2 separate regions of the Homo sapiens genome follow, and region 1 is linked to region 2. Evidence: chromatin loops called from intact Hi-C (ENCODE). Cell type or tissue: PC-9. All regions are shown on one strand. Links, peaks and the distances in the headings refer to the core of each region. The heading gives the core; the rest is flanking DNA. Region 1 overlaps KAZN (kazrin, periplakin interacting protein). Region 2 overlaps FHAD1 (forkhead associated phosphopeptide binding domain 1).

Region 1 (10,393 bases), core at 1,010-9,009, 270 kb before region 2:
CACCATTTCACATTCCTGCCAGCAGTGCATGAGGATTCCAGTTTCTCCACATCCCACCAGCCCTTGCTATTGTCTGTTTTCTATTTTTAGCTATTCTAGTGAGTGTGAAGTGGTATTTCATTGTGGTTTTGATTTGCATTTCCCCGATGACAATTGATACCGAGTTTTTTCATGTCCCTATTGGCCATTTCTTGGAGAAGTGTCTGTTCAGATCCTTTGCCCATTTTGTTTGTTTGTTTGTTTGTAACAGAGTCTCGCTCTCTCACCCAGGCTGGAGTGCAGTGGTGCAATCTCAGCTCACTGCAACCTCTACCTCCTAGGTTCAAGCAGTTCTCCTGCCTCAGCCTCCCGAATAACTGGGATTACAGACACACACCACCACGCCTGGCTAATTTTTGGTATTTTTAGTAGAGAGGGGGTTTCACCATGTTGGCCAGGCTGGTCTCAAGCTCCTGATCTCAAGTGATCGGCCTGCCTCAGCCTCCCAAATTGCTGGGATTACAGGCATAAGCCACCGCACCTGACTTCCTGTTTAAATGACTTCCTGTTCTTTTTATTATTGAGTTGCAAGAGAGACTTGTATATTCCAGATAGAAGCCGCTTATGAGATACAGGATTTGCAAATATTTTCTCCCATTCTATGAGTTGTCCTTTACTTTCTTGATGATATCCTTTGAAACACAAACGGTTTTAATTTTGATGAATTCCGATCTATCTGTATTTTCTTTTGTTGCTCTACACTTTTGGTATATGTCTTAGTGCATGTTTTTAACGTAATACTTCTCCCCACGGAAGAAATGAGGCAGGAGGGGCTGTTGGGCTGGACTGAGTGGTTCCAGTGGACTCAGGGTGGCCCAGGGTTCCTTTTGAGAGGGAACTGAGGCCCTGTCCGATTCCTGAGCCATGGGCCCCTGGAGCCCACCAGGCCTCAGTTCTTCGTCATTGAACACTCAGCCAGCTTAGGGCTGGGAAAGCAGTTTCGACAACGACTTGCTCCCTGGTCAGATTGACACAGCTGAGAGGGGAGAATCGGGGCTCTCGACATAGGTGAGCCTGGCTTGGAATCCTGGGAAGGCCACCAAGTGGCAAGGGCACATGGAAGGGACATTTCGTCTTTCTGAGCCCTGTTTTCTCACCTGTTACAAAGGTGACGGCGGTGATGCCACTTCTCAGCACTCAGGCATCTGGAGAGGACAGCTGGGGTCTTGGGAACTAACTCTCTCCTTTATCCCCAGCCATGAAAGCTGATCGGAAGCGCTTAAAGGGCGAGAAGACAGACCTGGTGAGCCAGATGCAGCAGCTGTATGCCACACTGGAGAGCCGCGAGGAGCAGCTCCGAGACTTCATCCGCAACTATGAGCAGCACCGCAAGGTCAGCCGCCGCCCTGCCCTCCCCTCCCCTCCCGACACACCAGCTCCCACCTCCCCTGCTGGCTGGCCACCTTCACAGGCTCTGCCTCTTGAATCCCCAAACACAGATAGGGAGGCCCTTGATGTGTCCAGCCAGGCCTAGGCACCGAGATAAAACCGGCACAACCCCCGGAGAGGGATCTCCATGTCTCCTGGGCAAACAGGACAGCGTGGACTCAGGAGTCCGGGGGGTTCAGATCCTGGCTCCTTGTGTGTGTGCCCTCGCAGGTCTCGCTTGACCTCTCAGAGCCTCAGTTTCCTCTCTGCAGAGTGGTGATTGTGGTGGACCTTTCAAAGCTACAGTAAGGACTCTATGAGATGATGAATGCCGAGCACTCAGCCTGGTGCCTGGCACATAGTATAGCATCATCAATAAGACGCATAGCTAACATTTACTAACACCATAATAAAAGTGTGAAGAGAGAGCTGGGGAGCCCCAGTGAGACAGCAGGAAGTTCTGCCTATAGGGAGGGAGTCTTGGAAGGCTTCACAGAGGAAGTGACATATGCATTGGGCTCTGTGGGGTGAATAGGAGTTTATGGGCCAGACAACTGAGGAATTTGTTTCACCATGTATCTCTCTGGTATCTGTGGTATGACATGCCAAAGAGGACACCAAAACTTAAAGAAGAGTCAGTCCCCTGGCCAGGCACGGTGGCTCACACCTGTAATCCTAGCACTTTGGGAGACCCAGGTGGGTGGAATGCTTGAGGACAAGAATTCGAGACCAGCCTGGCCAAAAGCCCATCTCTACTAAAAATACAAAAAGTAGCCGGTCATTGTGGTGCACACCTACAGTCCCAGCTACTCAGGAGGCTGAGGCACAGAATCACTGGAACCCAGGAGGTGGAGGTTGCAGTGAGCCGAGATCACCCCACTGCACTCCAGCCTCGAGCTGAATGCACTTCTGGCCTCTGTTTTCTGCCCTGCGTAGGCACCTTGGTCACAGCCCTTGTCACAGGGTGTTCAGCTCGAGGCCCCTTTTTTGAACAGTGGGAAGCAGCAGGCCAGGTGAATGAGTCCTTCCCAGATGCTGCCTCTGAGCCGCAGTTCAGAGACCAGAGTGTTCAGACTGGATTTGAATCTAGATGCTTGGTCCCCCCTACCCACTTTGGTCTTCACCGCTGATTCCTCACTGTCACCTCCCGGGCATGCACATCACTTCCTTTCTATGATGAAAGGAGCCTCGAGAGTTCTCTGGGCCAGGCCACCACAGCCCCTGATGGGGATCTGGGACTTCTAGCTGCCCTCAGTGCCCGACTCGAGAGCAGGGCCCGGCTCCCCCTACCCTGCCTACCTCTCCCCCCATCCCCCTCTGCCCTGCCTGCTCGCCCCAGCCCTCCCCTGCCCTGCCTACCCAGCTCCCTCTGCCCTGCCCGCCCAGCTCCCTCTGCCTAGCCTGCCCCGCCCGGCTCCCCCTGCCCTGCCTGCTCGGCCCAGCCCTCCCCTGCCCTGCCTGCCCAGCTCCCCCTGCCCTGACCACCCAGCTCCCCTTCCCCTGCCTGTTTGGCCTGGCTCCCTTTCATATTAGATGAACTGAGCCTCCCCATGCCTGTCACAGGCAAACGGTTTGGCAGGAAGGGGACGACCCAGAAGCAAGGCAGAGGGAGGCAGGGGAGCCCACAGAGGCTGCTTTCTCAGACTCTGGCATGGGGAGCAACTCATGGGCCTGGGGTGCAGCTCGTGGGCCTGGGGTCCGCTCCTTAGGGTGAGGCTGTCTCAGCAGCATTGCCTTTGGCCACCAGCAAGGAGTCAGAGACCAGGAGCTCAGAGTGACCTCCATGCAGAGGGAGGGGTAGGGGACACCGCTATCCTGTCTGATGATGCAGGTACACGTGTGTGCTCACAGGGGCGTGCTGTGGGAGTTACGGCATGTACTTCAAGGGCTTACAGGAAGAGTTCTCAGAGCCTCGTGTGTGTCCATTCATTTAACATCCACACGGACACTGTGGGGCATATGGTTATCCTCCCATTTCACAGATGAGCTGATAGACACAGAGAGGGGAGATAACTCACCCACGGTCATGCAGCCGGCGATGGCAGGGCAGGGGCTTACAGGGCCTGGGTCCAGAGCCTACGGGCCTTCCCCCTGTGCAGCGCGCCTCTTCCCCCAACCCCATCACCCCCTGGCACTCAGCACAGCATCTTCTGGTCGCCTCTGCTCCCTGCCTCCCCTTCTGTGTCCACCTCTCTCATTTCTCCATTCTCGGCCTAAGGAGCTTGGTCTTTTTTCAGTGGGCAAGGCAGGGAGAGCCTCTGCCTGACCAGCCCCATGCCCAGCAGCAGGGAAACCTGGTTACCTCTTTTTTATTGGGGACAGGACACAGTGGGGCCAGAGAACCAGCCCATAGCCTTCAGTGACGTGCTGGCCCTGGGGCAGAAGACAGGCTCCAAGCTGACCTTCTACTTGTCCCCTGAGCCACCAGCTTCCTCCCCTCCTGGGACCAGGGTCACGCAGGGATTAAGAGCAGACAGATAGGTTAGCATCTCACCTCTGCACTCGCTATGGGGGTGGCTCGGGCAAACAGCTGACTCTCCCCGGTCTCAGCCTTCACATCTGTAAAGCAGGATGAAGATTGCAACTACTCACAGCCCAGTGCTGTCAGACCTGAGGTTCCCGGGGCATGGAAAGCAAGGGGGGTAGGGGCATATGCCTGCTACCATTATTATTATCATTATCATTATTATTGCTTTCGGGGATTCAGAGTCAGCCATTTGATCATGAAAATTCCACAGTGGATTTCAAAGCCCCTCTGCCGGCCCCTCACCTGCCACTCCCTGTTGTTGGTCTCACTGGCAAACCCGGAGAAGGAAACGAAGGCCCCGGGTGGGCAGGATTGGAGCTGTGGCTGGTCCCACACAGACCCCAGTCGTAGGTCTGGTTTCTGGGAATGGGGTGGAGAGGCAAGACCTGTGCAGAAAGGAACCCAGACAAGTCCTTCTGGGAGGGACAGAGGGTCTCAGAGGACCCAGGAATCAGGAGCTAGAAGAAAGAGCTCCCTGAGAACACATGCCCTGAAGGAGGACAGATCAGGATTTAGAAAAGCAGCCAGTTACGGTGGCTCACACCTGTAATCCCAGCACTCTGAGAAGCCAAGGTGGGAGGATCGCTTGAGCCCAGGAGTTCAAGACCAGCCTGGACAACAGAGTGAGACCTCCATCTCTACAAAAAATTTTAAAAATTAGTGGGGCAGGGTGGCACACGCCTGTAGTCCCAGCTACTTGGGAGGCTGAAGCAGGAGGATTGCTTGAGCCAGGGAGGTTGAGGTGGCAGTGAGCCCAGATTGTGCCACTGCACTCCAGCCTGGGCAACAGAATGAGACCTTATCTCAAAAAAAGAAAAGAAAGAAAAAAAAAAGCAAGAGGGTGCTGAGCAGAGTCCAAGAGGATCCAAAAGATGGCGCTGTTACCAGGTAATCATCCTGGCAGGGACTGATGTGATGGCTGCCTTCAGAGGCCACCTCAGCAGGAGCTGGCATGAACACAGTATTACCTATAGCAAATGTTTATTGTGCACCTACTGTATACAGGCATGAACATGGTATTACTAATACCAGACGTTTGTTGTGCATCTGCTGTATACAGGCATGAACATGGTATTACCAATAGCAGACGTTTATTGTGCACCTACTGTATACAGGCATGAATGTGATATTACCAATATCCAATGTTTATTGTGCACCTACTATATACAGGCATGAACATGGTGTTACCAATAGCAGATGTTTATTGTGCAACTACTGTTTAAGGCATGAACATGACAAGTAACAGACATTTATTGTGCACCTACTGTATAAGGCATGACCGTGACAGTACCAATAGCAGATGTTTATTGTGCACCTGCTGTATACAGACATGAATGTGCTATTACCAACAGCAGACATTTATTGTGCACCTACTATATACAGACATGAATGTGCTATTACCAACAGCAGACGTTTATTGTGCACCTACTGTATACAGACATGAATGTGATATTACCAGTAGCAGATGTTTATTGTGCACCTACTGTATACAGACACGAATGTGCTATTACCAACAGCAGACGTTTATTGTGCACCTACTGTATACAGACATGAATGTGATATTACCAGTAGCAGATGTTTATTGTGCATCTACTGTATACAGACACGAATGTGCTATTACCAACAGCAGACGTTTATTGTGCACCTACTGTATACAGACATGAATGTGATATTACCAGTAGCAGATGTTTATTGTGCACCTACCGTGCACAGGCACTGCCCTCATCTCTTCACATTTGCTATTTTAATAGCAATCCTTCGAGGAGTGATTGTCCCCATTCCCCCCATTTAACAGGTGAAAACTGAGACTTAGGTAAAGTCTCAGGCCGAGGGCCACACGATTATGGAAAGGGGTAGAGGCAGGATGCAAACCCAGGAGGTCTAGTCCCAGAGCCCCAGCCCCAGAGCTCATAGGACTGGGCCTGGCCTGGGCCACCGTCCCCACACCACTCAGTGCATGTTCAGAGGAACGAAGGAATGAGTCCCACTGTTTGCCATTTTCAACAACCCAAGGCCGACCACAGAGAGGAGGTCACAGCTGTCCCTGTGAACCATGGGTAGAGTGCTGGCTATTTCAGTGGCCAAACTAGCATTTCATACCAGTGCTTCTCTGTGTCTTTTCATGATATATCAAATTTGTTTTTTAAAATTATTTGGGCAAAAATGATACATTTTAATGGGGTACATAGTGATGTTTGGATCCATGGAATGTATAGTTATCAGATCAGAGTAATTAACATATCCATCTCAAAGTGTAACATCCATCTCATATTTGGCAATAAAATTCCCATGGAGAGCACCGTGTCATTTTTTAAGACATAGGTGACTAGGGGCATCCCCCAAGTCTGACCAGCCGCTGGGGTGGGGTTGACGCTACTCAATAGAAGCCTTGTGGCTATGACTGCCGGGGGCAGCTCCCTGTAGCTACAGCTGAGCAGCAAGTGCCACTTTTATTGATTGGCTTCATAATGCCCTTCAGATTCATTCAGAAAAATGAACTTTGGAAAATACTGATTTTAAAAAAATTAATACCTTAATACTAAGATATGAATATTAGAAGTGGAGAGAGTCGCGCCTGTAGATCGGTGGAATAGCAACATTAAAACAATATTTTAGTCATTGTTGGGTCCAGCCCCATTTTACAGGTGGGAAGACTGAGGTCCGCAAGGGTCAAGTGACTGACCCAAGGACACATGTTTAGAGCCAGTTTGGCAAAACTGAAGCCACAAGTCCTGGTTTTATTTCATCTCTTCCAAGATCTTGCAGCTGGTTACCAAAAATGATTTGCATTTTATGTGCATGATAAATGTCCCCCTGGAACAGGATGACTGGAACCCTCAGGTTCCCTCGCCCACGCAACTGTGCCCGCTTAGTCTGCCATGGCCCACCCAACTTCTCCAGCAGACTCCTGTAGGACTCCACTGGAGCAGGCAGCAGGAAGGACCCCAGGCCCTGAGCTACTGGGAGTCGGGGGATGGCACAGGAACAAGGCTGCTGAGAAAGGAGGGGTCTTGGCCTGTCCAGAATGTGGCCGATGACCCAGCATGGTGGCTCATGCCTGTAATCCTAGCACTTAGGGAGGCTGAGGCAGACAGATCACCTGAGGTCAGGAGTCCAACACCAGCCTGGCCAACATGACAAAAGCCTGCCTCTACTAAAAATACAAAAATTATCTGGATGTGGTGTTGTCCGCCTGTAGTCCCAGCTACTCGGGAGGCTGAGGCAGGAGAATTGCTTGGACCCGGGATGCAGAGGTTGCAGTCAGCCAAGATCGCACCACTACACTCCAGCTTGGGTGACAGAGCAAGACTCCATCTCAAAAAAGTTAAAAAAAAAAAAGGAAACAAAAACAAACAAACAAAAAACAGAATGTGGCAAAACTGCAACATTTCTGAAAGCTGTGCCAAATGCACTTTCCCTGTCACGTGACTGCAGATGGAAGGGAAACAGGCCACTTTCATCTCACCACTGTCACCTCCCCAGCCAGACTTTTTTTGTTTTTTGTTTTTTTTATTTTTTTTGAGATGGAGTTTCACTCTGTTGCCCAGGCTGGAGTGCAGTGGCATGATCTCCACTCACTGCAACTTCTGCCTCCTGAGTTCAAGCGATTCTCGTGCCTCAGCCTCTGGAGTAGCTGAGAATACAAGCGCATGCCACCACACCTGGCGAATTTTTGTATTTTTTTTTTTTTTTTAGTAGAGATGGGGTTTCACCATGTTGGCCAGGCTGGTCTCGAGCTCCTGACCTCAAGTGATCTGCCCTCCTCCACCTCCCAAAGTGCTGGGATTACAGGCATGAGCCACCGCACCCGGCTCCTAGCCAGACCTTCATGCCCCTGCAGCCCCTCCTCTCCCCTCTGTATTCTACTCTCCGCATTTTTTTTCTTTTTTTTTTTTTTTGTTTTTTTGAGATGGAGTTTTGCTCTTATTGCCCGGGTTGGAGTGCAATGGCGGGATCTCGGCTCACTGCAACCTCCGCCTCCCAGGTTCAAGCGATTCTCCTGCCTCAGCCTCCCGAGTAGCTGGGATTACAGGCATGCACCACCACGCCCAGCTAACTTTGTATTTTTAGTAGAGGCAGGGCTTCTCCATGTTGGTCAGGCTGGTCTCGAACTCTCGACCTCAGGTGATCCATCCACCTCAGCCTCCCAAAATACTGGGACTACAGGCATGAGCCACTGTGCCCGGCCACACTCCCCTCTTATGTCCATGTGATCCCCAAGTGCTGGCAGCCCCAAAGAACCTCAGCTCCCAGGCCTGTCATCCAAGGCCCCATGAGGTCTTGGCCAAATCCCACCCTCAGAAATTCCCACCACCCCCAACCCCCTTCCAGTTCCAGACCTCTCAGGCGTCTCCTTTCAGTTCCTTTCCTGCCTCAGGTACCAGCAGGGATTGAGGCCTCTACCACACTGTCTATGAGCTGGCGAAGTTGTTTTACCTCTCTGGGCCTCAGTTTGCTCATCTGTGACATAGGGATAATCATAGTCCCTGCCTCAGGGGTGGTTGTGAGATTTAAATAATGCACCTAAAAGCCTTAGCACTGTACAGAACGTTCTGTGACAGTTGCTGCTGAGCCCAGCTCTCCTGCTGCCGCGGAATATGACCCCAAGAAGGTGGGAGTCCAAAACTTGAAAGCACCTACAGGCCTTCCCACCCGGCCTAGAGCCCTTGGTCTGTTCGTGAGTAGTAGTGTGAACCAGTGACTGCGATGAGACAAAAATGATCCTGAGGGACCTAGTGGGGCTTCCTCCTAATTCAGGGACATTTTATAAGCAGCCTCTTGTACACCAGCGGGTTCTCAGGGACAACCCTTACCCCAGTGGTCAGTTTCTACACTGTAGCAGAATTTTTCACTATAAGCTCCACGAGTGCAGGGATTTTTGTCTGGTTTGTACCAGACAAATATCCACAAATATTGGTTGAATAACAGACCAGTATCAGCTTCAAATAAAGAAAACAGGTTAGAGAGGGCCTGGGGCTTCTTTCTTACGTGGGTGGTCAGGGAAGGCTTCTCAGAGGAGGAGACAATTGAGCAGGGATCTGAGTGAGGCGAGCAGGTGCCTGCTGGGAGCCCAGTCCTGTGCAGAGCTCTCCAGGTGGATTCCTTCATGCAGACCCACACAAACGCCCCAAAGTATATGTGGTATTATCCCCTGGTTACAGATGGGGAAACTGAGGCAGGGATGACTCACAGCAGTCATTGCAAAGCCAGGATTTGGCCCAGGTTCTCCCTCTGTCTCCAGAACCAAGGCCATAGCTACAGCTCTGACAGCCACAGAGAAAAGGCCACGTTCTCCCTCAGCCTCCCTGTCTCTCACCATCTGGAAGTGAGGCCTTCAGAGACAGGTTTGTCAGACAAGGCAGGATGGTGGCCTCTCTCCACGGTCCCAGGCCACACGGAGACCTTGGATTTGCTTTTGATTTGGTGAATGGGAAGATGGTGGCTGGGTGGATGGGTAGAGCTCCCCGCTGGGACTGTCCTTCTCAAAAGGACGCCTGTTGTTCTGAAACTTTGCTCCGGCCAACAGAGGTCACAGCCTCGATTCAGCTGTCTGTTCCTTCCCTGCTGGCTCTGCTCTGGGGACTGGCACAGCCGGGGCCTGGCCCTTCCCTGGACAATCACAGAAAACAGCTCATGCAGGAGGGCCAGCCTGGGGAGGGGCTGGGGCAAGCGGCTGAGGACTGTGCTGCATTCAGGACACAGCAACTGTTTCTCTCACAGGCTGTGACCCTGTGGAGTGGTGGCCGGACCTTGTGGCAGTCCAGACAATTGGGGTCGCTGGTGCCTCCTTACTGTTGACCCTGTTTCCCTGTGATGAACACAATTGACCAAACAGAACAAAGCCCCAGAACAACTATTGCACCCTAACTTCTGTCAGACTGTGTTAAGTATTTCCCGCACGTGAAGTCATTCAATCTTTAGAATTCTTTGAAACAAGTAGGATTGACTCCTGCCCCATTTTACATAAGGGGAACCCAGACTCGATGAGGTAGAATGACTTCCCCAAAGCAGTCATTTGCCAACTTACTCATTCATGCAGCAAAAAAAGGGTTTAATGAGTGTCTACTGGGTTCGTCTCTGTTCCAGTCTTCCAGCTAGTTTGTGGCAGAGCTGGAGTTCGTGCCCACGGCTTTCCCACCACAGAGCCAGAGCTCCTGGCCACATGTCATGGGGCCTCCCCACTTCTTTTTTTTTTTTTTTTTTTTTTTTTTTTGAGACAGAGTCTCGCTCTGTCGCCCAGGCTGGAGTGCAGTGGTGCGATCTCGGCTCACTGCAAGCTCCACCTCCCAGGTTCTGCCATTCTCCTGCCTCAGCCTCCCGAGTAGCTGGGACTACAGGTGCCCGCCACCATGCCTGGCTAATTTTTTTGTGTTTTTAGTAGAGACGGGGTTTCACCATGTTAGCCAGGATGGTCTCAATCTCCTGACCTCGTGACCCCACTTCTTTTTCCATCTAGGA
Region 2 (10,393 bases), core at 826-8,825:
GGACTGGGTTAATGATACCTGTGGGTACAGCCTGCCAAGCCCAAAGTTTTTTCCAGCCTGAAATTTACAAGAGCCTATATACATAAATCACCATTCCCCTCTCATTTATTTTTCATGACTCAGTTACCTGGAATAAATTTTTATGTGAATAACCAAAAGAGCCAGGGAATAACAGAAGAGAGGAAAGGGGAAAAGCTATTTCAGAATGTATTAAATTTGTAAAGTTAAATAGCCCCATTATAGTCAGAATGTGGTTGAATAGAGTCATTTCCTTAATTACCTTTCCTTCGTCCCCAGATGTTAGACTGAGGCCTGGTAAGTTGATTCCTAAAAATATTATAAATAAACTTTTTGGCAACAAAAATTCCCAAGTGGGATGGTGGTTCTTAATATGAAAGTATAATTTTAGGGGAAAGGAAAGTTTCTGTCGCTCTAAGGTATACACATGACTTATAGAAGTCTGTATGCAAGTAATCATTTTAACCAAACTCTTGTCTCTATGAGTTGCCAAGTGACAGAGAGCCTCAAAGTCTGCCTTTTCCCTGCCTGCCTGCCCTTACTTTCCCAAAATAATTACACTATAATTTTCCTACCTTTTTTTGAGACAGTTTTGCTCTTGTTGCCCAGGCTAGAGTGCAATGGCATGGTCTGGGCTCACTGCAACCTCTGCCTCCCGGGTTCAAGCGATTCTCCTGCCTCAGCCTCCCAAGTAGCTGGGATTACAGGCGCTTGCCACCACACCCAGCTAATTTTTGTATTTTTAGTAGAGACAGGGTTTCACCATGTTGGCCAGGCTGGTCTCGAACTCCTGACCTCAGGCGATCCACCCATCTTGGCCTCCCATAGTGCTAGGATTACAGGCGTGAGCCACCGCACCCGGCCCCTACTTTTTTTTAATGGGCTCAGCCTCACACCTAGGCCCACACCTAGTAAGCCTCCCATCTGATCTCTACCCAGGATGAAATAATTCTGCTGCTGGGAAAAGAGGTCAGCCGTCTCTCAGATTATGAAATTGAATCCAAATACAAAGACGTCATAATAGCAAACCTGCAGAATGAAGTGGCTGAGCTGAGTCAGAAGGTGTCAGAGACCACCACCTCCAGGCAGAATGAGAAGGAGATCTCGCAGAAGTGTCAGGTTCTGGATGAAGACATCGATGCCAAACAGAAAGAGATCCAGAGCTTGAAAAGCCAGGTAGGCAGAGCCTGAGAGGTACAGCACAGCTCTCAGGCCAAGGCCCGGGAGGCCCCAGGACCACCAACCAAGGTGAGCCACCCAGAGTTAGGGAACGCGTGGTCAGTGGAGCATGGTGGTTAAGAACACAAATCCACAAGACTGGGAGATTCGGCAGTTTCCTAGCATGGTAAGAACAAGATCAGCCTTTGTTCAGCACTGGCCATGTGCAAGAACTAGTGCAAAGCGCTTTAGATTAACTTATTTAAACCTCACAATCCTCTGACACATCCATTCTACAGATGAAGGGTCTAAGGCAGGCCCAGGCCGGGCGCTGTGGCTCACACCTGTAATCTGGCACTTTGGGAGGCTGAGGCAGGCAGATCACTTGAGGTCAGGAGTTTGAGACCAGCCTGGCCAATATGGTGAAACCCTGTCTCTATTAAAAATACAAAAATTAGCCAGGCGTGATGGTGCATGCCTGTAATCCCAACTACTTGGGAGGCCGAGGCTGAACCTGGGAGGCAGAGGTTGCAGAGAACTGAGATGGCGCCACTGCACTCCAGCCTGGGTGACAGAGTGAGACCCTGTCTCAAAAAGAAAGAAAGAAAAAAGTCTAAGACAGGCCCAGAGACACCCAGGAACTGCTTACAGCTTGCACAGCACGTGAGAGGTGGCAGTGCAATTTGAACTCAGGTCCGCCTTCTCGCAGACCCCATGTTCTCACCTCGATTTCCTATTTCCCCACAATGCTGTCACTTCAGTAACCGCGTCTCACCCAAATCCAGCCCCAGCCAGAGAGAGCTATGGGAAGTTAGCTAAGTGGGGAGAAGGAACTGCCCGGTGTTCCAAACACAGAGGCCTTTACCAAACCCTGAAGGCAGTTAGTTACTGGTTCACTTATAGGGAATTTCATCAAACAAAAATTCTTCACCTGGAATTTCTGAATTTACCAGTCATGTACGTTTCTCTTGAAACTTGATTCAAATTCTTTTTTTTTTTACTTTAAGATTGGTCAGTGATGGCTGGGCGCGGTGGCGCACGCCTGTAATCCCAGCGCTTCGGGAGGCTGAGGCAGGCAGATCACAAGGTCAGGAGATCAAGACCATCCTGGCTAACACAGTGAAACCCCGTCTCTACTAAAAATACAAAAAATTAGCCAGGTGTGGTGGCGGGCGCCTGTAGTCCCAGCTACTCGGGAGGCAGTAGAATGGCATGAACCTGGGAGGCAGAGCTTGCAGTGAGCCAAGATAGCACCACTGCACTCAGCCTGGGCGACAGAGCGAGACTCCGTCTCAAAAAAAAAAAAAGTGGTCAGTGATATTGTATATCAGTCAACAAAGTTGTTAAAAGAGTAATGGGCCACTGGTGAATTTCACCCTCAGTGCATCATGCTGGTTAAACTGTGGACATGCCTGGGGCCTCTGTTCGCCGATTCACTGCTTTTGGCCTCTGCCTTCTGTACCCAGTTCAGGGTGCACAGTTTCAGCCCTGGAAAAAGCCTAGGTTAGACATGGTGAACCTCGAAGAGTCTTTCCGGGACTATAAACTCCACAAGGGCAAGGGCTGGGCCTAGTTACCTTCCAGAATAGGACAGTGTCTGTTCATTCATTCATTCATCCACTCATTCGTTCATTCAAACGTTTGTTGAGTGACTACCCAGTGCCAGGCCCTCTTTTGCGCTCTGGGAATTCGGCAGAGAACAAGGTTGACCTGATCCTTGTCTTCTTACAGTTGTGTTCCAATGAGGGGGACAGAGTAGACAACAAAACAGACAAATATATGCCCTAATATTGAGGCAGTGACCCTCCTTCAGACCTGTTTTTGAAAGAGCAATGAAAGGAGCTGGTCCTATAGGAAATACTGCTGCAGACAGCTGCCTGGACATGTCTCTAACTCCTTGAGGAGCCTCTTTCTCTTCTCATCTGAACCCAGTTTTGCAACCAGATCTCCATCTTTTTCAGTAACTCTCCCATTTCAGAGCTTTCCTGCACTAAGTGAAGTGTCTTGTCCAGATACAAGGTTAAGGATGAGTAACTGTCACATCTCTTTGAGTCTGTGTCCACATTTTGGGTATTGTTTAAAGTGCTCACATTATCTGGAAATTTATCTTTCACCGTGAAATTATCTATAAATAATTACTCTGTAGCCGGGCGTGGTGGCTCACGCCTGTAATCCCAGCACTTTGGGAGGCCAAGGCAGGCGGATCACCTGAGGTCAGGAGTTCGAGACCAGCCTGGCCAACATGGCGAAACCCGTCTCTACTAAAAATACAAAAGTTAGCCAAGCGTGATGGTGCGTGCCTGTAATCCCAGCTACTTGGGAGGCTGAGGCAGGAGAATCACTTGAACTTGGGAGGTAGAGGTTGTAATGAGCAGAGATCATGCCACCACACTTTAGCCTGGGCAACAGAGTGAGACTCTGTCTCAAAAAAAAAAAAAAAGAAAGAAAGAAAGAATTACTCTGACTTATTAATACTCCTCCCCCCACTTTGATCTTGGCTCATAATTGAAAGATGATACTTTATAACAAAGCATCTCTGAGCTAAAGGATGCAGTTGGTCTGAATCCAAATCAAGTTTCATCTGCTCACATTTTAGTCTCTTAAATATTCTATTGCCAACAGAACATTCAAGCAGACGTACAAGCCACATGGCAGGTTGATTTATTGTTCTGATTACTTTATTCTCCTGGGTCTCCTGAAAGTGTGTGCATAACGATTTGCTCTCAAAGCCCTTCGATCTGATACAATACCCCAAGACAATGCGTACCGCCATGCGGCCTGCACTGCCTGTGCTAATTAGAAGCTGAATTAGTATCTTAAAGCAATCAGTCTTCCTAGCACTATTAACTTTCTTATGACCCAGTGCCCATTTTATTACACAGTGTAATAGGCACTAACACCTGGGGATTTATGCCAATTATAGACAATATGGATATTTATTTTGGTCATGAAATTGATGAAGATGTTTGAAGACTACTTGGAGTTTTCCCACAGTCTGATATCCTAAAGCTCTGGTACTTAGATTGAAACATTTCCTATCTGTCAGACAGCACTGGAGTCTGGGGGATGTATTTTCCCATCCCTTCTGGAAGTTTCTCTCTGTGTTGTGCCTCTGGTATACAAACAAAAGCATTAAGCTGAGAAGAGCTGTAACTTTTTTAAAAAAAAATTCCAAGTGCCTTTTTATGGGAGAGTTGCATGTCCCCACAGAAAACAGGAAGAGGTGAAATAATTTTTTTCACTCCAAGTTTCCGAAGTGGAGACCTGCGCAAGTATGGCCTTGGAGAGGGTTGGGACATTGCAGCCCATGTCCCTCCATCTTCTAGTGAGCACCCCTTCTCCAGTGTCTCAGATGCCCCAGGGAAGATGTGACTGGTGCACGAAATGGGCCGTAGAAATTGTGAAACCTTGATCCTTCTGTTAATTCTACCACCGAGTCATAGCCACAAGGTTTTCAGGGACAGACACTAAAAACAGACTGTGAGCGCCACCTGGTGGCCAGGTGCAGGGCACACCGTATCTGCATTGTCGGGGTCCCCCCCGACTCCCACCCTGTCATATCTTATGATATGCCTGCAACACGATGAGATGATTAACAGGGATTCTTGCACTCCTCTTAATAACAATCACACTGGTGTTTAAGTGAGCCTAGGCAAGGCTTACAAATGCACACAAAAATACTATCAGTCTACCTTCCTGGAGACAGGCAAGAGAAGCAGAAGCTAAAACGCACCGTAGAATAATCAGAGCTAGTGTCTATGTGGGGAGCCAGGCATGGTCTATGTACTCTTACATGTACTAACTTATGAAAATGCTTTCAACAACCCTGAAATTACGACTGTCACCACACTTACAGAATAAAAAAATGGGACAGAATTGGTGTCCTCCCTACCTTCACACAGAGACGGATTTTGCAGATGGCAGTCTGGCTCCTGAGTCCCTACCATGCTCCACGGCCTCAGGCTGTTAATGCTGGTTCCTAGAGCCACGTGGAAAGAACTGGAAGCAGGCAACTAAAGCCTGGATTTGGATCGTAACTCTACCACCGACTGATCCGTGCAATCCCAAGCAAGCAACCTCACCCCTCTGAGTCTTGATTTCCTCACTTGCAAAATGGGAGCTGATGTGGTTTGACTGCATCCCCACCAAATCTCAACTTGAATTGTATCCCAGAAATCCCACATGTTGTGGGAGGGACCCAGCAGGAGGTAATTGAATCATGGGGGCCAGTATTTCCTGTGCTGTTCTCGTTATAGTGAATAAGTCTCATGAGATCTGATGGTTTTATCAGGGGTTTCCGCTTTTGCTTCTTCCGCATTTTCTCTTGCCGCCGCCATGTAAGAAGTGCTTTTCGCCTCCCACCATGATTCTGAGGCCTCCCCGGCCATGTGGAACTGTAAGTCCAATTAAATCTCTTTTTCTTCCCAGTATCGGGTATGGCTTTATCAGCAGTGTGAAAACAGACTAATACAGTAAATTGGTACCAATAGAGTGGGGCATTGCTGAAAAGATACCTGAAAATGTGGAAGCAACTTTGGAACTGAGTAACAGGCAGAAGTTGGAACAGTTTGGAGGGCTCAGAAGAAGAGAGGAAAATGTGGGAAAGTTTGGAACTTTCTAGAGACTTGCTGAATGGCTTTGACAAAAAGCCTGATAGCGATATGGATAATAAGGCCCAGGCTGAGGTGGTCTCCGATGGAGATGAGGAACTTGTTGGGAACTGGAGCAAAGGTGACTCTTGTTATGTTTTAGCAAAGAGAATGGTGGCATTTTGCCCCTGCCCTAAAGATTTGTGGAACTTTGAACTTGAGAGAGATAATTTAGTGTATCCAGCAGAAGAAATTTCTAAGCAGCAAAGCATTCAAAAGGTGACTTGGGTGCTGTTAAAAGCATTCCATTTTAAAAGGGAAACAGCATAAATTCAGAAAATTTGCAGCCTGATGATGGAGTAGAAAAGAAAAACCCATTTTCTGGGGGAGAAATTCAAGCCAGCTGCAGAAATTTGCATAAGTACCAAGGAGACTAATGTTAATCCCCAAGGCCATGGGGAAAATGTCTCCAGGACATGTCAGAGACCTTCACAGCAGCCCCTCCCATCACAGGCCCAGAGGCCCAGGAGGAAAAAGTGGTTTTGTGGGCCAGGCCCGGGGTCCCCATGCTGTGTGCAGCCTAGGGACTTGGTGCCCTATATCCCACCCACTCCAACCATGGCTAAAAGGGGCCAACATAGAGCTTGGGCTGTGGCTTCAGAGGGTGGAAGCCCCAAGCTTTTGCAGCTTCCACATGGTGTTGAGCCTGCAGGTGCACAGAAGTCAAGAATTGAGGTTTGGGAACCTCTGCTTAGATTTCAGAAGATGTGTGGAAATGCCTGGATGCCCATGCAGAAGTTTGCTGTGGGGTCGGGGCCCTCATGGAGAACCTTTGCTAGGGCAGTGTGGAAGGGAAATGTGGGGTCAGAGCCCCCACACAGAGTCCCTACTGGGGCATTGCCTAGTGGAGCTGTGAGAAGAGGGCCCCCGTCCTCCAGACCCCAGAATGGTAGATCCACCAATGGCTTGAATCGTACTCCTGGAAAAGCCGCAGACACTCAACGCCAGCCCATGAAAGCAGCTGGGAGAGAGGTTGTACCCTGCAAAGCCACAGGGATGGAGCTGCCCAAGACCATGGGAACCTACCTCTTGCATCAGCGTAATCTGGATGTGAGACCTGGAGTCAAAAGATCATTTTGGAGCTTTAAAGTTTGACTGCCCTGCTGGATTTCAGACTTTCATGGGCCCTGTAACCCCTTTGTTTTGGCCAATTTCTCCCATTTGGAATGGCTGTATTTACCCAATACCTGTACCCCCATTGTACCTAGGAAGTAACTAGCTTGCTTTTGATTTTACAGGCTCATAGGCGGGAAGGACTTGCCTTGTCTCAGATGAGACTTTGACTTTTGGGTTAATGCTGAAATGAGTTAAGACTTTGGGGGACTATTGGGAAGGCATGGTTGGTTTTGAAATGTGAGGACATGAGATTTGGAGGGGCCAGGGGCAGAATGATATGGTTTGGCTGTGTCTCCACCAAATCTCAACTTGAATTGTATCTCCCAGAGTTCCCACACATTGTGAGAGGGACACAGGGAGAGGTAATTGAATCATGGGGGCTGGTCTTTCTCATGCTGTTCTAGTTACAGGGAATAAGTCTCACAAGATCTGATGGGTTTATCAGGGGTTTCCACTTTTGCTTTTTCGTCATTTTCTCTTGCCGCTGCCATGATTCTGAGGCCTCCCCAGCCAGTGAAACTGTAATTCCAATTAAACCTCTTTCTCTTTTTTTTTTTTTGGAGACGGAGTCTCACTCTGTCACCCAGGTTGTAGTGCAGTGGCACGATCTCGGCTCACTGCAAGCTCTGCCTCCCGGGTTCACACCATTCTCCTGCCTCAGCCTCCCGAGTAGCTGGGACTACAGGTGCCCGCCACCACACCCAGCTAATTTTTTGTATTTTTAGTAGAGACAGGGTTTCACCGTGTTAGCCAAGATGGTCTTGATCTCCTGACCTCATGATCCACCCGCCTCAGCCTCCCAAAGTGCTGGGATTACAGGCGTGAGCCACTGCGCCCGGCCTAAACCTCTTTTTCTTCCCAGTCTCGGGTATGTCTTTATCACAGCGTGAAAACAGACTAATACGGGAGCATTCCCAGGAGCCTTCTGTGGAGAGGCCATGAGGCTCTGTTGAAGGAGTAGTGTCTGTGAGTGGGCTTTGTAGGTTCTAGAGTGTTCTGTGAGATATAACCTATTGTTATCATTTGAGGGAATTAATTTTATAACATGCTTCCCTCTCTTGAACTTTGCTCTGTATCCAGTCAGTACTGGGCGACCTGGAACCAACAGGTGATCTGTTTATGGCTGAGAGTCCAAAGGTCATCAGAAGGCACATTAAGAAACCAGGTGTCCCCAGTGGCAGCCAGGCCTGGGCCCCTTTATGGGCACAAAGATAAGGTTCATGTTTTGATGACATAGGAAGTGGTGGTCCTTGAAGGAACAGGCCCTCCCCTGTCCCTTCCACTGGTTAAAACTAAAAAGCTTGGTTTCCCCAACACCCCAGCCAAAACTCAATCTGAATCTTTCTGTCAAGCTTGTGAGAAGTACCTGTGTGTCTCCCAGACGTGGGCCAGCCCCCCTCTGACTGTGCCACCTCCTCCCACAGATCAGTGCCCTACAGAAAGGCTACAGCAAGGTGCTGTGCCAGACCCTGTCAGAGCGGAACTCAGAAATCACATCCCTGAAGAATGAGGGCGAGAACTTAAAGAGAGACAACGCTATCACATCAGGTGAGCCCTTGGAGTCGGGCCTGGGAGCTGCCACTCCCGCACCCGTTGTTCTTGGCCACAGCAGACATCACCAATCAACCACATACTTTTTGTTACTGAACTTGGCTGCAGCCTCAGAGTTCTTCCCAGCAGCCCTTTAGGCAGTTCCTGTCCATGAATCTGAGTTCACCCTCAGAGGTTTATGTGCCATCCAGTTCCTAGCATAGGGCCTGGTTTGGAGTGAGCCCTTGATAAATATTTGAGCAAATGTTATCTGTTAGCTAAAAGGCCTGCTGAGCATGGACCTCACCAGGGAACACACAGGACAAGCTGCAGCTCAGGCAGTCCCATGAGCCAGTTTGCTGTGAATGCAAACTAGAATGTGGCTAAAATGGGGTTGCCAGTTTAAGGCACCCAGCCTCTTACCCATCTCACACTGGTGCTCTTGGGCCGGAGCGAAAGCATTTTGCTAATTGAGAGGTAGCTGGATACTCAAGAACTTGGGTGGGCAAGGGGGCAGCCAACTCATGGCCCACCCTTGCCAGGCACAGCTGTTTCTTAGCCTGGATTCATTCATTCATTCATTCATTCAGCACATTTATGGAGCAGCTGCTAGATGCCAGGCACTGTTCTAGGCACTGGGGAGAGAGAGCCCTGAGCAGTCAAGATCCCTCTGCCCCTCTGCTCATGGGGCTCACACTTGGGAGAGGATGACAGACAATAAGAAGTAAAAAGATAAATGAACAAGCCCATACCAGAGAGAGATCAGTGCTCCAGAGGAAATAAAGCTGGACACCGTGGTGGGGAAGCACTCAGGGGGTGAAGTGAAGGAGAATAGCTTAGTGCAAGCTTGTCCAGCCCACGACCTGCGGGCCACATATGGCCCAGGACAGCTTTGAATGAGGCTCGACACAAATTCCTCAACTTTCCTAAAACATTATGAGATTTTTTTTTTTTAGCGATTTTTTTTTTTAGCTCATCAGTTATTATTAGCGTGAGTGTATTTTATGCGTGGCCCAAGACCCTTCTTCTTCTTCCAGTGTGGCTCAGGGAAGCCAAAAGATTGGACATCCCTGGCTTAGTGCCTGGGCAGGGATATCTCTGAGGAGGTGGGAGGGGCTGTCGGGAGGCCCCTGGGAACGGTATGCTGGGCAGAGAGCACAGGTGCAAAGGCCCCGAGGCTGGACCAAGCCACGGTGTTGGATCAACTGCCGGCGAGTGTGGCTGGAGTCAGGGAACAAGGGGCTATGGGACCTGGTGGGGTCAGGGGGGAGGCAGGGCCACATTACATGGGAGGGGTTCAGGTTTTCTTCTAAGTGTGATGGGACACGTTAGGGTTTTTAAGGCAGAGAATGGCATGTCTCGAGACCTGCAGATGATAGGGCCATGGACAGAGAAAGGGGGAAGAGAGAAAAGCAGGTGGTGGAGAGGGAATGAGTCCAGATTGGGCATATTGCTCCTAAAGTCCCCCCTGCACAGCAGGAAACATGCCCGTGGCTGTGAAAGCAGAGCGTAGCATTGAGTCAGACACAATCGCTGTCTCCGCAGGACCCAGGCCGCCTGGCCGTGGCTTTCCCTCTGCCTCACTCTGCAGTCCCCCTCCCCACTCCAGGCTTCTACCTCTGTTCTTCCCTAACATGGAATGTTCTTGGATACTTGTGAGCCCTATGGGCAGGGCTGCTCTGGGCACCAGGCATCCCAGGGGGATCTCGCTGGGCCCTGCCCTCCTCCCCAGCGTCTGTCCATCACACCCCATCCACGCTACAAGCCTGTCTCAGACACCACTCCTCTAATCAAGGAGTCAGACAGACCTGGGCTCAGGTATGGCCTGGGATGGGCTACACTCTCACGGCCCCAAGTGTGGTCCCTGGACCAGCAGCATCAGCATCACCTGGATCCTTGTGAGAAACTGGGAATTTCAGGCC

What was found. Hi-C counts contacts between places; a loop is a spot of excess contacts. Peaks named below come from ENCODE experiments on the same cell type or tissue, not always from the same donor. Only the 100,000 strongest peaks of a DNase experiment are listed, where the experiment ranks them.
Region 1: a loop joins it to region 2, with 7 times the contacts of the local background. A loop is called at or near these places in 2 of 110 quality-filtered maps.

What each region holds. Positions count from the first base shown.
Region 1 is chr1:15,033,514-15,043,906 of GRCh38, forward strand. KAZN (kazrin, periplakin interacting protein) reads left to right here. Exons shown (of 15, transcript NM_201628.3): 3 at 1,236-1,372. Among named protein-coding and RNA genes, the nearest start is that of TMEM51-AS1, 110 kb to the right of the region's middle. RefSeq lists a silencer at 4,816-4,875. In PC-9, for the core only: a CTCF peak has its summit at 4,810 (motif pointing right); no DNase peak of the experiment used is centred there.
Region 2 is chr1:15,300,248-15,310,640 of GRCh38, forward strand. It overlaps FHAD1 (forkhead associated phosphopeptide binding domain 1), which reads left to right. Exons shown (of 34, transcript NM_001391957.1): 6 at 958-1,194; 7 at 8,366-8,489. Among named protein-coding and RNA genes, the nearest start is that of FHAD1-AS1, 38 kb to the right of the region's middle. RefSeq lists an enhancer at 4,623-5,822. In PC-9, for the core only: CTCF peaks have their summits at 4,653 (motif pointing left) and 4,870; a DNase peak (open chromatin) is centred at 4,624.